Regions from separate parts of the Homo sapiens genome. Here region 1 is linked to region 2. A link is a loop called in an ENCODE intact Hi-C map of the cell type or tissue named here. Cell type or tissue: PC-9. All regions are shown on one strand.

Evidence for each region. Hi-C counts contacts between places; a loop is a spot of excess contacts. Peaks named below come from ENCODE experiments on the same cell type or tissue, not always from the same donor. Only the 100,000 strongest peaks of a DNase experiment are listed, where the experiment ranks them.
Region 1: a loop joins it to region 2, with 10 times the contacts of the local background. A loop is called at or near these places in 8 of 110 quality-filtered maps.

Annotation. Positions count from the first base shown.
Region 1 is chr10:27,356,361-27,364,360 of GRCh38, reverse strand. No RefSeq gene overlaps it. Among named protein-coding and RNA genes, the nearest start is that of LINC02673, 17 kb to the right of the region's middle. In PC-9, CTCF peaks have their summits at 3,597 (motif pointing right) and 7,967 (motif pointing right); no DNase peak of the experiment used is centred here.
Region 2 is chr10:26,722,517-26,730,516 of GRCh38, reverse strand. PDSS1 (decaprenyl diphosphate synthase subunit 1) reads right to left here. Exons shown (of 12, transcript NM_014317.5): 7 at 6,600-6,711; 8 at 6,394-6,503. Among named protein-coding and RNA genes, the nearest start is that of PDSS1, 29 kb to the right of the region's middle. In PC-9, CTCF peaks have their summits at 4,019 and 4,219 (motif pointing left); no DNase peak of the experiment used is centred here.

The DNA.
Region 1 (8,000 bases), 630 kb before region 2:
TAACCTGTAGTTTCGCGGGTGTCCCTCTGACCATTCCACCTGGCCTTGTGCATCTCCAGGCCCTAGCAAGGACTGTGGCTCAAGCAGCCGAGGTGAGCTGAGGTCGAGCTGTGGGAGCACCAGGGACAGCAGCTGACTCTCCCACCTCCACCCAGGCGTGGAAGGATTCTGCTATCCCAGGCATCGGTGTCAGTGCACAACCTCATTACAGCCACAGGCACCCTTCGTGAGGCCAGTGACACTGAGATGCTAGGTCAGTTTGGAAAGAGGGGCAGAAGCCAGAAGTGAAAAGGGAACAGTATTAAAATCCATCCTAGAGTATTTTTAAGGCAGCAGTTAAATATTTTATTTTATTTTAAATGAGAAAACATCACTATTCATGCCAATGCCAAATGGACAGGGGGTGGTTCAAGAGCTATAAACCCAGACTGTGCAGGACAAGCAAGTTATGACGTTTCTAGGACTTAGACAAAAGGAGGTTGTTATCTTGCGTTATTTCAAGGTACTGATGGGGCAAATGACATTTCTGTTGTTATTGGCAACAACAAAGACTGCCTTTTTTGGTTTCTGTCCCACAGCCTCTTCTGAAAGTGCCTCTTCCACTCTTTAAGTATGCTCTTTGGGAATGAATCTAGCCTTGACTCTCAGGGTTTAAAGCTCATGGGGTTTCTCCTAATCCATGCCCCTGTAGGACATTTCATCAGGAGCCTCCACTTACCTAGTTACATGGCTTGAAAGATGATCTGAATTCTGAAATGAGACGCCACCCCGAGCAGAGGGCCCAGCCAACCTGTGCCCAGATTCCTGACCCACAGAACTATGAGATAATTCATTTGTGTTGTTTTAAGCTGGTAAATTTGCGGTACTCAAAAACCAATGCAACTTTAAATAAGTATATCAACTGGAATAAACTAATTGTATTTATATATGTGTATTTATTTGTGTATCTGTGTATGTATACAAACAACGACAAAGAGGCTGTCCCTAACAAAACTCTAGACAGGCTTCTCTGAGCTCTTTTTTGACTAGGCCTCATCCTTAGAGTGTTCTCCAGAGCCCAGTTTTAGCAAGACTCCTGCCAAGTTGGTTTTGCCAGAATCTCCCACCCTTGATATCTGATCCAATTCCTTATTCCCCACCATTTCCCCAGTGATTATCTTATCACCCCAGCTTGCATTCAGCAAGAATCTTGTCAAGTCCATTTAGCCAGAAATCCTTCACCTGAAGTAGCTTCATGTGGTTTGTGTGCATTTTCAAATATTTAAAAGTGATCCACACTTTATACATGGTTCTAAATGCTTCTGTAAGATCTCAGGTTTCTTTTAGTTTGAACCTTTAATGTATTGCTTAAGCAAGTGGGTGAGGGAAGTGTGAATCCTGCCTGCCTTCTCTCAGCTCTCCCTCACTGAAGATGGGAATGCAGCCCTACTCAGTGGCACCTGGGACCCCTGGCTGCAGTGCCCAGGTGACATTCCTGTGGAGAAAAGCACTTTAGGACCAGCCTGCAGACACCCTCTCATGAATCTTCTGCTTTACCCTGAAGCCTGGGAGAAAACAAAGGGGAAAAATGTGAGAAGAACTACGCTGCCCTTCCCGAATAGAAACCTGTTGTGCAGAGGCACATGCAGCTGAGGACAGAGCTGCGCCATCTTACTGCACCTGCCTTTCTCTGCTCCCAGTGCATCCTGAGAGCTCAGATCCTTCTCTCTCTCCACGAAAGCCTCTTCTCTCCTCACCAAACTAATTGTATTAAATTTGCACATAGTTTCTGTGACCTCATCTGACAGACTGTTTTTGAGCTCCCTGTTGCCAATCTGTCTACTTTCCTGTTCACTTAAACCTAAGGGAATACATCAGCTGCAAGAGGTGACTCTGTTGCACTGTTGCTCCTGTATCCTCTTACAGATGTCACAATGACACTGATATCACACAGTGACATGAACCTTGATGTATGATACATGCAGAAAAAGAATGTGCCATGGTTAGCCCAGCAGTCGTTAAATGAGCTAAAATTGTGATAAGGGAAAAAGAAACACGTGTCAAACACCACATTCAAGGTACCCAGAAGTGAAAATGGAATAATCTTGACCGATTCATGATGGCAAAGCCACATTGCCTGTGTCATCCATGATCCTTCTCTATGATCAGTGTTTATGGAGTAGATCTATATGTAGCCTCTCTTACATAGAATAAGGTTCAATTGAAGGTGACAGAGAATCCCCAAAATAACAGTCCCTTAGAGAAGTTAGCATACTTCTTGCTCATGTAAAATCAGGCAGAGGCTTGGCCATCCAGGTTTGCTGTGGCAGCTCCGCTTCATGAGCCATCAAAATTCCGCACTCCCCAGCTGTGCCCAGGGCACAGCTCACTTCCTCATAGTCACATACGACTGCTGGAGCTCCAGGAAACACAACTGCATCCCAAGCTACAGTCATGAAAAAGGAGTAGAAAAAACAAAAGACCTCCTCCCATAAGGAAAGTCCCTGGAAGTCACAGACAAACAATTCCGCCTCTACCTCACTTTCCTGACTTTAGTTCCATGGCCACACTGACCTGCAAGGGAGGCTAAGAAGTGTAGTATCTACATGGATGATGATGTTAGCAACTGAATATGTGGGGCTGTAGTTACTAAGAAAAAATGGGAGAAAAAAATACCCGGAAGAAACTAGGATTCTTAGACACACAAAACACTTCATTCCATAATTGTAATGATTCCTTTTTAAGAAACTATTTTACATTAACAAGAAAAGACTTGGGAAATCCAACAGAACACCGAGAAGCATATGAATAGGTAATTCAAAGTAGGAAAAACTTTAATAGTTAAAAATATGTGAAGGGGAACTCAGAAAAATTAGTCATGAGATAAATGACACAAAAGAGCACTTTATATCAATTTATTAATTTTAGAAATTTGGATTATGCCATAATTAGTGGAAATGTAGGTGGACATGTTCATGCTTTATCTCAAAGATTCAGACACACTTGGAGATTTTCTTCGCACTTAGTGAAAATAATTATGCGTATACTTTATGTCCCAACCATCACATCCTGGGAATATTCCCCAGAGAAGAAGCCATGGAGGACATTTTCAAAGATCTTATTTGCAACATTTATTGCACAGCAAAGTTTACTAAATTTAGATGCCCTTTACTTGGAGATTTTTTGCATAAAACAGGGTTGTATTTATTGTATACATTTATATTTATATATGTATATATATTTCTAACTATATATCATAGCTTTTACAAACGATTTCACATAAATATATTTGCAGGTGGCAAGAGGGCCCAATGATCCCTAGTATAAATGTATTTGCATCTGTTTTTTGTTTGTGTGTGTTTATTTTCTGGCTGTGTTTGTTTTATACATTTATATTTATAGATGTATATATTTTTCTCTATTATAGAGATTACACTCAATTTCATCATGATGTAATATAGCTATATTAACTGTATATTCTATATGAAATATATATATGTGCACATATATACATACATACATACAAACAAAGCACTATCGGTAGGCCTCAAAAACAGTGGGTGTTTACCATCTGCAAAGGGGCCATGTAATGTGGCTTTTTGGCTCCCTGCCAGTAGGTGGCAGCATTGCCCAACAGCCAGGAGTGTAAAAGTACGTGCATCTGTGTGTGGGAGGGTGTGTGTCTTTGTGTGAGATTTTTGGGTTATGTACAGTTTATGTGTGTGTGTGTGTGTGTGTATGCCCACATGCTTGGGGGTGTATAATTTATATATGAATATACATACATACAAATATTTATATATGAATATATGTACATACATACATCCATATTTGTATATAAATCTATGTGGTTATGTATGTTTACTAAGTAATACATGTTTTTACGTATTAATTTACATATGTAGGCTTTCTTGTTCCTGCCTGGAGGCACAGCACCACAAAGGGAAAGAGCTCTAAAAAGTTCCATGCATAAATATCTATGTTTTAATTTGTATTTATGTATATGTTGATGCAAATATTTATATATGTTATCTATTTCTTCGTATATTAAAAATATAGACATGGATTTGTGTATGTGTTTATTTGAGTTATGCCTTAGCTGGTGCCCTGTATGTGTGAAGCACTCCAGACCGGCAGACCGCACTGCTCCATTCTCCAGAGCAGCAGTTTCCACACACTGAGCCCCACCAATTGTTTACCTTCTGGGAGAGTGGAAGGCACAGCTGTTCCATCTGGTTGCTACCTCCCTGAGCTTCAAAAAACAGAAGAGATAGGGCTTTCTTTTGGGTGTAAGGCGATACATTTTTCAGCCTAGACTTGGCGACCCGAAGTCTGTGCAGAAAGCTAGCACTGCTGCTGTCCCAAGGCCAGATGCCAGGCCCGGAACCTCAGGGCTCCCTGGGGACTCCCCACTTGTGCGCGTGCAGTTCAGCCTCCTGGGATGGACCTGCGTCACCCACAAGCTGGACCCGAATTCTCTGAAAGGCATCATCCATCCCCTGTGGATGGCCATATCTAGCATCTACCTCTGACCTGGTTTTCCTCGTTTGCCACCTACACTGTGGACCAGAAAGTTTTGTCAAGCCAGACCCGTTTCCATGATTCTCTAAGTTTTGGACGAAGCCTCGAGCCCATAGGCTCCCAGGTGTCTTTTTTTTTTTTTAATTATTATTTTAGATGGAGTCTCGCTCTGTCGCTCAGGCTGGATATAGTGGTGCGATCTTGTCCCGCTGCAACCTCCGCCTTCCAGGTTCAAGTGATTCTTCTGCCTCAGCCTCCTGAGTAGCTGGGATTACAGGCACCCACCACCATGCCCCGCTAGTTTTTTTATAGTTTTAGTAGAGATGGGTTTTCCCCACGTTGGCCAGGCTGGTCTCGAACTCCTGACCTCAAGTGATCCGCCCGCCTTGGCCTCCCTCTCAGGTGTCTTTAATCCAAGTGTTCTCCGGGTCTGCCCTGGTTTCTCGAGATGCAGCTGGGGCCTGTGGTAACAGGCTCATGCAGGTCTGTGCAGTCTTCAGAATAAATTGGGGGTCACTTTCCTGTTCCCCAAATGCTCTCAGGAGCACTCAGAGCCATCCTGTCCTGGCCTCGCTGTCCCTCTGGCCCAAGAGCCCTTTACCCCACCCAGATTCACGCTGCACCCAGTGCCTCCTGTGTGTTCAGACCTAGCCTGTTTTCATCCTCCTGGAAAGCCTCCCCTGCCTCCACCCAAACTGAGACGCCTCTCTATGTCCCCACCTCAACTATCAAAAGAGGAGGCCCTGTCCTGACTGACAGCTTCTGCATAAGTGGGCAGCTTTCCCACTAGAAGACGATGGCCCTTGACTGGATCTGGTCAAAGGGCCATGTTCAGGTGTTTGTCATTTGTGGAGGCTCACACGGAACTGGCAGAAAGGAGGCTTCAGGCCTTTTGTTCACTCCACTGCCAGTCTGCAGTAAGGGGGCCCAACGGCTTCTAGTATAAGTGCAAGTGCATCTGTGTGGACTTGGGGTGACATGTTTGGGTTATGTTTATTTTATACATAGAGACTTGTACATATATACCTATATTTATATATTTGTTCACGTTTTTCTATATATAAATATAGATAATTACACAGAATATTTACATTCACTTATGTATATAAATATGTCTGTATTTATGTGTGTGGATGGATAGATAGATAGATAGATAGATAGATAGATAGATAGATAGATACATAGGGAGATAGGTTTTCTTCTTGCCTAAATGGAGAAACACCACCATGGACAGGCAGAAAGCACTACACAGTTTCCTGTATGAATATATATATGTATATATATGAATCTTTATTTATATGCTGACACATATATTCACATGTCACACATGCCCTTCTATCTTTAACAAACACACATTTCTGTGTGTGGATATATCTATTTCTCGCTATGTCTTAGCTGGGGCCCTGCATGTGTGAAACACTCCAGATCGACAGCCTGGGGCTCCCTGTTCCTCCAGATCAGTGATTCCCAAAGCTCAGGCCCCATCCAGTGTTGATTCTCTGGCCCAGAGGGAAGATGCAGCTGTGCATTTGACTTTGGGCGTCAGGACCATTGCTTCCCTCGGTGTTTGGGGGAAGTCACGCTGCTGCTCTTGGTCCCCAAGGCACTTGCTCTCAAAGGCACTCGGTGCAGTCTCACTGTGGCCTGCCTGTCCCTCCACCCTGCGCCATCTTACTGCACCTGCCTTTCTCCGCTCCCAGTGCATCCTGAGGGTCAGACCCTTCTTTCTCTCCATGGAAAGCCTCTTCTCTCCTCACCAAACTAATCATATTGCCCACACCTGAAGTGTTCCAAAGAAGCCCAGCTAACCTGATGCACAAGTTCTGGGAAACTGCCCATTTTTCTCAATGGAGGGTGATGGCCCTTGGACTGCCTCTTGTTAAAGGGCAATGGCCAGGTGTTTCCCATCCACGACCAGTGACATGGACCTGGCAGGAAAGGACTCCTGCTGGCCTTAGGGTTTCCTAGGCTGCTAGTAGGTGGCATGAAGGCCCCAGGGGACCAATGGCCCCTAATATTCACGCAGGTACATCTGTTTGTAGCACATGTGGGTTTTTCAGTGAGTTTTGGATAATGATTATTTTATACATAGGTGTTTGTATTTACATGCTTATTTTAAATATATTGTTTGTATTTATATATTTATTTTAAATATATCTATTTATATATAAATCTATATAATTATACCAAATATTCAAATTTATTCCTTCATAAGAATATGTATATTTTATGTTTTGTAATCACCTGCATGGAGAAACACCAAGGTAGACTGGTGGAGAGTGCAGCAAAGATCTACGTCGACACATGTATATTTCAATTTATTTGTTGATACACATGTTTACATGCTACACACTTTCTGGGTTGTACTGTCATAAAGAAGGGCACCTCAGAATACCTTTAAATGTAAACACATTTATGTGTGCGAGTATATTTATTTCTAGTTATATCATAGGTGGTGCCCTGTATGTATGAGACATTTCAGACTAGCAGACTGGGCTGCACTGTTTCTGCAGATCAGTGATTTTAAAACACTGAGACCCACTGAGTGTTGATCGTCTGGTCACGTGAGAAGACGCAGCTTCACGCTGGACGTCCAGATCAGAGACATTATTTCCCTTGGTGTTTGGGCCAGCTTGCACTCAGAGTTTTGGAGATCAACAGGGAGTGCTGACCAGCTGTGTTGGCATGAATGGGAGCGTCCAAAGCCTACGATAGCTGATCACATTAGGTGTTCTTCCATTCAAGTTCCACCCGGTCACCGTCTCTCTGAAGGTCTAATAACAGAAGAGATCATTCATTTTTTCAGCTTGTGCAGCCATGCATTTTCCAGCCTTGTTTTGGCAAGCGCAAGCCAGCCAGGAAGCTAACAGTGTTCGCGGCCCAAGTCCTGAGGGTTGTCGGTAGCATCCCTACTTGAGCAAGCGCACTTGAATCCACCACAATGGACAGCCTCAACCACAAGCTGGGCCCTGGCTTGGGGACAGGCATTACTCATCTTCATCCATCTGGGAAGGCAGTGCCCAGCAGTCTGCCACTGAACTGTTCTTCCTTGTCAACCACCTGTATTGCAGTCCAGGGGGTTTTGTTAAGCCGGACCCCTATTTCCCTGCTGCTCACACTAGTGTCAGGTCTCAGGCTCATGGCTGTCCTACTGCCTTTCACCCAGGTATTCCTCAGGCCCGTGAGACCCTGTTCTAACAGGCTTTCTCAGTTTGCGTAGGCTTAGGCATCCAGAAGCTCTCAGGGGCACCCCACCCAGTCCTCCTACGCCCCTCTGGCCATGTACCACCATAACCCCCCACAACTGCACTGCCCCCAGCACATTCTGCAAGCTCAGACCCAGCATTTTCTCTTCTCCCAGGAAAGCCTCTTCTTCACCCACCGCATGTGGGACACCATTGGATGCAACCACCTTATGTACTCAAAACATGGGTGCCTAGCCTCATTGAGAGGTTCTGGAGGTGTGGGCAGCTTTTCCACTAGAGGGCAATGGCCACTGG
Region 2 (8,000 bases):
CCACCTCAGCCTCCCAGGTAGCTGGGACTTCAGGTGTGCACTACCACACCCAGCTAATTTTTGTATTCCTTGTAGACAGAGGTTTCGCCATGTTGCCCAGGCTGGTCTCAAACTCCTGGGCTCAAGCAATCCATCTGCCTTGGCCTCCCAAAGTGCTAGGATTACAGGCATGAGACACTGTGCCCAGCCACGTTGTTTCAAACATTCAAAACAACAGCAACAATAACAAAACGCTCAAAACCAAAACACGAAATCAGCAAGAATGAGAGGGAATCCCTAAAGTGGAATAAAAATGAATCCAACTAGGCTGGGCGCGGTGGCTCACACCTGTAATCCCAGCACTTTGGGAGGCCGAGGTGGGCGGATCACGAGGTCAGGAGATCGAGACCATCCTGGCTAACACCATGAAACCCCATCTCTACTAAAAATACAAAAAATTAGCCGGGCGTGGTAGCGGGCACCTGTAGTCCCAGCTACTCGGGAGGCTGAGGCAGGAGAATGGCGTGAACCCGGGAGGCAGAGCTTGCAGTGAGCTGAGATAGTGCCACTGCACTCCGGCCTGGGCGAAAGAGCAAGACTCCGTCTCAAAAAAAAAAAAAAAAAAAAAAAAAAGGAACCAACTATTAACCCATTTATGCTGGAGGTTGCAAATTTGTTTTGTGAAAAATCAGACCTTGGTAATGACCTTGAGCAGTAGGATAGAAATAACTCCACAAGCTTAGCATTCCAATAATGGAACACTAGGCATAAATGGGTTAATATATTCCAAATAATAACACAACCACACTGATACGTAGAGAAAGGTAACTTTTGAACAGTGCTTTGATTCTATTATCCTCAGGCCCAAGACAAAAGGAATGATAAATACTGAATTCTAGCTACTGGGTTTGTTTTTCACAGAGATATGAGTCATGAATTTGTAAACTCCTATGGTATATTCTCAGATTGTGCAAATAAATACACCGCGGAGAAGAGGAGCCAGGTCTCTCACTGTTTGGGAAGGGGGTTACAAATATGGAAAGATGGAATCCTGGAATAAACCACAAATCCTGTGGTGTTAGATGGATTTGGAACTATCTGTTTGATACCTCGTGGTTTTGAATAAGTATGGATGGGTACAGAAAGATATACACGTATCTACCTACATTACATATAATACATACATGTATTTCCTAGCTCTGTCCATTGAGTGGGTCTAGAAACGATGACACCCAGTACTCAAATTCTGGTTTCTTAACACCATTTTCCACCAAAAGGAATGTGGGCTCCTTGGAGAACAGTGAATAACAGGGCTGAATATCTCCTGCCAGAAATGGGGTGCTGAAAAAATGATGGAGGACACAGAGCCAGGTTAAAGGGCCTCCCCTACTGGCCATACGTTGGATAATTGAGTATTAAAATAATGACAGTGTTATAATCTACAGAATAAAATAAGATGGCTGGGCACGGTGACTCACGCCTATAATCCCAGCACTTTGGGAGGCCGAGGTGGGCGATCACTTGAGGCCAGGAGTTTGAGACCAGCCTGGGCAAAATGGCAAAACCCCGTCTCTACTAAAAATACAAAAAAGTCATCCGGGTATGGTGGCAGCCGCATGTAATCCCAGCTACTCAGGAGGCTGAGGTGGGAGGATCACCTGAGCCCGGGAGGTGGAGGTTGCAGTGAGCTGAGATTGCACCACTGCACTCCAGCGTGGGTGACAGAGTGATACCCTGGCTCAAAAAAAAAAAAAAAAAAAAAAGATACAGAATAAAATAAGAATCCAAGAGCCCATACAGTTAAGAGCTTCCTTACAATGGAATACCAACTCTTCAGCTCTTTTGAGAATGAAATAATAATAACAAAAAAAATAGGATACCAACTTTCTTGTAGAAGAGTGATATAGAAGAAATGATGAAAATAGAAAAACAGCCATTTGACAACCATCAGAATAATATTTACATAATCTGAAAATACTTTGCCCAAAATAGGTTAAAATAGTAATTTTAGATTGAAGAAACCTGGCAGACAGTATCTTTTTTTTTTGAGATGGAGTTTCACTCTTGTTGCCCAGGCTTGAGTGCAATGGTGCAATCTCGGCTCACTGCAACCTCCGCCTCCCGGATTCAAGCAATTCTCCTGTATCAGCCTCCAGAGTAGCTGGGATTATAGGCGCCTGCCACTACGCCCGGCTAATTTTTGTATTTTTAGTAGAGACATGGTTTCACTATGTTGGCCACGCTTGTCAAACTCTTGACCTCAGGTGATCTACCTGCCTCGGCCTCCCAAAGTGCTGAGATTACAGGTGCCCGCCACCATGCCCAGCTAATTTTTTATAATTTTAGTAGAGATGGGGTTTTACCATGTTGGCCAGGCTGGTCTTGAACTCTTGACCTCAGGTAATCTGCCCACCTCGGCCTTCCAAAGTGCTGGGATTACAGGCGTGAGCCACTGTGCCCGGCCCGACAGTATCCTAATCAAGCGATCCAGGCATGCATCACCAGTAATGGGACAGACAAGACAGCACGCGCCTCCTGGTATGAGGAGCTGAGGACAGCACCGCTCTTGTGGTATTCCTGCCAAATATTCATAACCTGGATCGAATCTTGAGAAGTATCAGAGAAGCCCGACTGAGAGGCTCAACAACATAACTGGCCTGCACTCTTCCAAATACCAAGGTAATGAGAGGCAAAGAAAGACTGTTCTAGATGACAAGAGACTACAGAGTCATGACAGCAAAATGCAACGTGAAATCCTGGACTGGATGCTGGAACAGAAAAATATGTTTTCCCTTTCGTTATAACAGTTCACAACTGGCAAGATCTGAATGAGGCCTATAGATAGATATGAATATTGTAAAAAAAAAAGAGGCCAGGTGTGGCATGTGGTGGTGTGCACCTGTAATCCCAGCTACTCGGGAGGCTGAGGTGGGAGAATCACTTGAACCTGGGAGGTGGAGGTTGCAGTGAGCTGAGATCATGCCACTGCGCTCCAGCCTGGGCAACAGAGCGAGACTCCATCTCAAAAAAATGAATTAAAAAAAAAAAAAAAGAGTGTTCTGCTAATGTGACCCACAATATGCAATTCTGTAGTGGTACTCTGAGGCTTTGAAAATCAAGTAATAGGAAGAGAGCCCATTAATTCCAGGCCACAAGCAGCCCTGGAGAAAATAGAAATTCAGAAAAAAAAAAAAAAAGAGAGAGAGAGAGAGAGAAACAAGGCAGGATTACCATACCCAGCTCTGGGTTCAAGTCTCAACTCAGCTACTGTCTGGCTTAACAACAACTGGACAGGCCCTCTGACCTCTCAGGTCTCATTTCCACCAGATTTCCTGGGAAACAAGCCACTGTCTTTATTAGTAAACTACAAAATGTATTTTGCATGAGTACAAAATGTATTTTGCAAGTGAGTAAGTATGTAAATAAATAAGTCATCTTTTGATAATAACATGAATTCTGGTTTGTTTGTTTTTTTTTTGAGAGACTCTCGCTCTATTGCCCAGGCTGGAATGCAGTGGAGTGATCTTGGCTCACTGCAACCTCCACCTCCCGGGTTCAAGCGGTTCTCCTGCCTCAGCTTCCCAAGTAGCTGGCATTACAGGCGTGCACCACCACGCCCGGCTAATTTTTGTATTTTTAGTACAGACGGGGTTTTGCCATGTTGGCCAGGCTGGTCTTGAAATCCTGGACTAAAGTGATCCACTCGCCTCGGCCTCCTAAAGTGTTAGGATTACAGGTGTGAGCCACCGTGCCCGGCCTAAAATGGATTCTATTTTAATATCAGTCAATCACAAAACAATCCCCCTAGACAGCCCTCTCTTAGATTTTAATATTATTTTCACTAAAAAAAGGAAGGGAGATGAAGAAATGGTATCCTTAGTAGAATGCAGCTTGTAAGTTTCCCTCCAATTCTCAATACATTTTGCAATCCCATTAGTTCTTCTTCTGTAATAATTCTGCTCTTTCAGTTCTCCTCCTCCCCTCTTTTTGGTGTGTCTAATTTGCTTTGCATGCATTTATTTGGAGCTCGCATGGCTTTGCATTTTAAATACCAAGAGTACGTAAAAATAGCCATTTTGAATCCATAACACCTCTGGAATATTTCCACCCATAGGCACTTAAATATAGAAACTTTTATTCAAATAGCTCACACTATCATTTTGCTTTATTATTCTAAGAGCTGTGGAGTTTAGGAATAAACCACATGAAAAGGAGGTAGTGCTGGGACGATGCCAGCATGCCCCCTAGTGGGCAGCATGAAACATTTCATTTTTAATAAGGGTCCAGCCACGTTAACATGTTCACTGTTCGTTCAGCTGCTAATCTTTGAAGAATGAGGTGCATATCTTTATAAAAGAATTCCTGTGCATTATCTTTGGCTTCTTAAACAGAAAACAGTGACCACAAGGAAACCTCTCTATCATGACTCAGGTCCATTTCTTTGGACCCTTTGTAAGCTTCCATCACTGAGTGAATTTCTGTGCTAGCTCCAATTTGGTGCCGCCCCACCCCGTGCCTGCAGGATGTCTGCATGGTGCAGACAGTAAGTCTTGGTGTTTCCAATTCCAATAGTCTCACTACTACTAATGCTTCTAAGACTTTATTTTTTAAACATTATTTTTAAGTAGAGATGGGGATCTTGCTATGTTGCCTAGGTTGGTCTTGAACTTCTGGTCACAAGCAAACCTTCCGCCTCAGTCTCCCTAAATGCTGGGATTACAGGTGTGAGCCACCTTGCCTGACCATGCTAATGCTTCTAAGTTTGCAGTCTCAAATTGTGAAATTATCAATGAGCCTCACTTAACACATCCTCTTAAGGATAAATATTAGTAAGTAATATTAAGGCACCCTAATGTGTTAAGAGGATGGATCCTGACCTTCAGGGAGAGTTGGGCCATCAAGGGCATGATAATATGTAAAGGATTACTGTAAAAGTGTTAGAGCACCCACTTAAAATAGGCTATTCTCTTATTTAGCATCTCGTGTCTATACTTTCTTCCATCTCACTTTAAAAAAAAAACCCACATAATTTCTTGGAAATAAAAACATAATAGCCCTTTTAATAAAAAGACAAAAGTGGTCGAGACTGTGGCTAGCATGTTCTACATAATTCACATTCCTTAAAGTTTCTATTAGGTCTTTTTAGGAAGAAAAGATTGTCCTCATTCTTTTCTGCCTTGCAATTATACATTTCTTGACACTTTTCAAAACAGAGACACTAACAGCAAGAGACTTTTTCATCTGAGAGGTCTGAGCAAAAGCTCTCTTTACCTGTTAATTATGTTAGGAGTCTATCATGACAGCAATTGACATGCGACCCTTACAGGTCTTCCTTATTTTGTGGCTGTAATTACATGGGAATGTCATTTGTCCAGGTTTTGTCTCTGTGTATCTGTCAGGCTTAGAGATGGGCAGATAAACAATTCTATGGAGAGACTGCTTTTCATTCTTGGACTAACGATGAATACCACACATTTGTCTACGGATTAAAGGTATTACTCATTAAAAAAAAAATGTATACATGTGTATGCACAGCGGAGGGAGGGAGAAAGCAAGGGGAAAAACAGTTATGGCTTATACTCAATTTGTACTCTGAAGAAATAGGACTTGTTTATATTTCATGTAAAAATATTAGAAGGATTGGCCAGGTGCAATGTATTGGCCAGGTGCAATGGCTCATGCCTGTAATCCCAGTACTTTGCAGGGCCAAGGTGGGTGGATCACTTGAGGGCAGGAGTTTGAGACCAGCCCGGCCAACATGGCAAACCCCCATCCCTATGAAAAATACAAAAATTAGCTGGGTGTGATGGCGCACACCTGTGGTCCCAGCTACTAGGGAAGCTGAGGCAGGAGAATTGCCTGAACCTGGGAGGTGGAGGTTGTAGTGAGCCAAGATCACACCACTGCTTTGTAGCCTGGGCCACACAGCAAAAGACTCTGTCTCAAAAAAACACAAAAAACAAAAAAACAAAAAAAAGTTCATAGAATGCTAGTACAATCTAACAGATATCTTTTCCTGAGTAAATATTATATTAAAGAACAGAGCACTTCATTTCTAAAAGGTGAAGTGTCAGAAAGAGTGTGTGTGATATCAATCATTAGAGAAATTATGATAAATTGTTCAAAATGATACAGTTTGGCAATCAGATTGGGGAAGGTGCGGGAAAGCTTATTTTGATTGAATTCTTGGGAAGAAAAGATGAAAAGTCAACGCCTGCATACCAAAAGAAGATGGCAAAAATGAAAACACAGCAGAAGTCCTCTATTGTTTGGGGATGTCATTCTTTTCCTCATTAACCTCTTGGGATTTTTGGGTACTATTTTAAGATTCTTCACCGAAATATTTTCTAGGAAAATTAGCTCCCAAAAAAGAGCTATGAGGCTTTAACTTGAAGAAAGACAGAACGTACATACTGCTTTACAACTGTTGGCTATCAGGCTGGCGGTCTTCTTGAATGTCTTCTCAAGGTAGTGTGCAAATCTTTCATTCTCATTTTCTTTTGACCCGAGCTGAAGAAATTCACCTATAAAGAAGGAAAGGAGTCATTTGAGAGGTGGCTTTATTGCCTGGCTAAACACCAGGGTTGAATAACAAAGAAGAAAAATCAGAATCAACGTACCACGCACCAAATCTTCAATAACTTGGGTTAAAATAGATATAACAGTTGTATTTCCAATTCGTGCCAGAGCTATAGATGCTGCAGAAAGAATTAAATCTCCAGCAAGAACAGCCTAGAAAAAGACAGGGGGAAAACAGAACGTTCTGAAAAATCCATCAGAGCAGTAGAGCCAATGATGAAACTGACTGGAAGGGAGCTTCGTGGAAGTGGGGGCTCATCTTGGATGCAGGGTTTTTTACCTTCTTCTTCCTCAACAGGAGTCCGTAACAATCAGTTACAGATTTGGAACAGTGTTTGAACTGGACTGGCTCTCAGAGATGACCATGTCACTTCCCAGTTCGTAATAATCAGTTACAGATTTGGGACAGTGTTTGAACTGGACTGGCTCTCAGAGATGACCATGTCACTCTTCCCAGTTTCTAATAATCGGTTACAGATTTGGGACAGTACTTGAACTGTATTGGCTCTCAGAGATGACCATGTCCATCTCCCCAGTTGACACCTGAAGAAATCAATGCCTGGAGAGGGAGAGCAGCTTCACTCACCAGCCCCACCAAAATGCAGCTGCCTTCAGTTTCACTACACTGGATGTTCATTCTTCCTTTGTGCCTTTCCACTTACTGTTCCTTCTGCTCAAAAAGTTCTGCCCCCTTCTTCACTGAGTGGACTTATTTGCATAATTGGTTCAGATGCCACCTCTAAGAAGTTCCCCCCGATCCCTCAGTCTGGTCAGATGCCTCCCTTTTGTGCGTGTACAACACCCATGCATGCTGCGACCATCACACCTTGCGTACCAGTCAGTGATGCTCTAGTCTCTATGCTCCCAGGGCAGTGGGGAGGGTGGAGTGGAGTGGGAGCTCAGACTAGGAATCATCTCAGCTAGTACTGAGCACACCCCAGAGCATGGCACGATACATGTTATTTTCAATAAAAATTAAACCAAAGAATTTTGGCTCCAAGTGAAATGCTTTTTGTACTATGTGACACTGCCCCTCATTCCTAGACAAAAAAAAAAAAAAGTTTTTCCATTGAACACTAAGCAATCAACATATTTCCAGTCTTCTTTAGACTGTGATGGATGTCTACACTGTATTAGCAACTAGTTATAAACTACTGCATAAATAGTTGAATTATATGCTATAACCAAATACACCCTATATATCACATTAATTTGCATATTTAAAGATATATATTACATTCTTTTTTTTTTTTTTGAGAAAGAGTCTTGCTCTGTTGCCCAGGCTTGAGTACAGTGGCATGACCTCGGCTCACTGCAGACTCTTCCTCCTGGGTTCAAGCAATCCCCCCACCTCAGCCTCATGAGTAGCTGGGACTACAAGCGTACACCACCACGCCCAGGTATTTTTGTATTTTTACTAGAGATGGGGTTTCACCATGTTG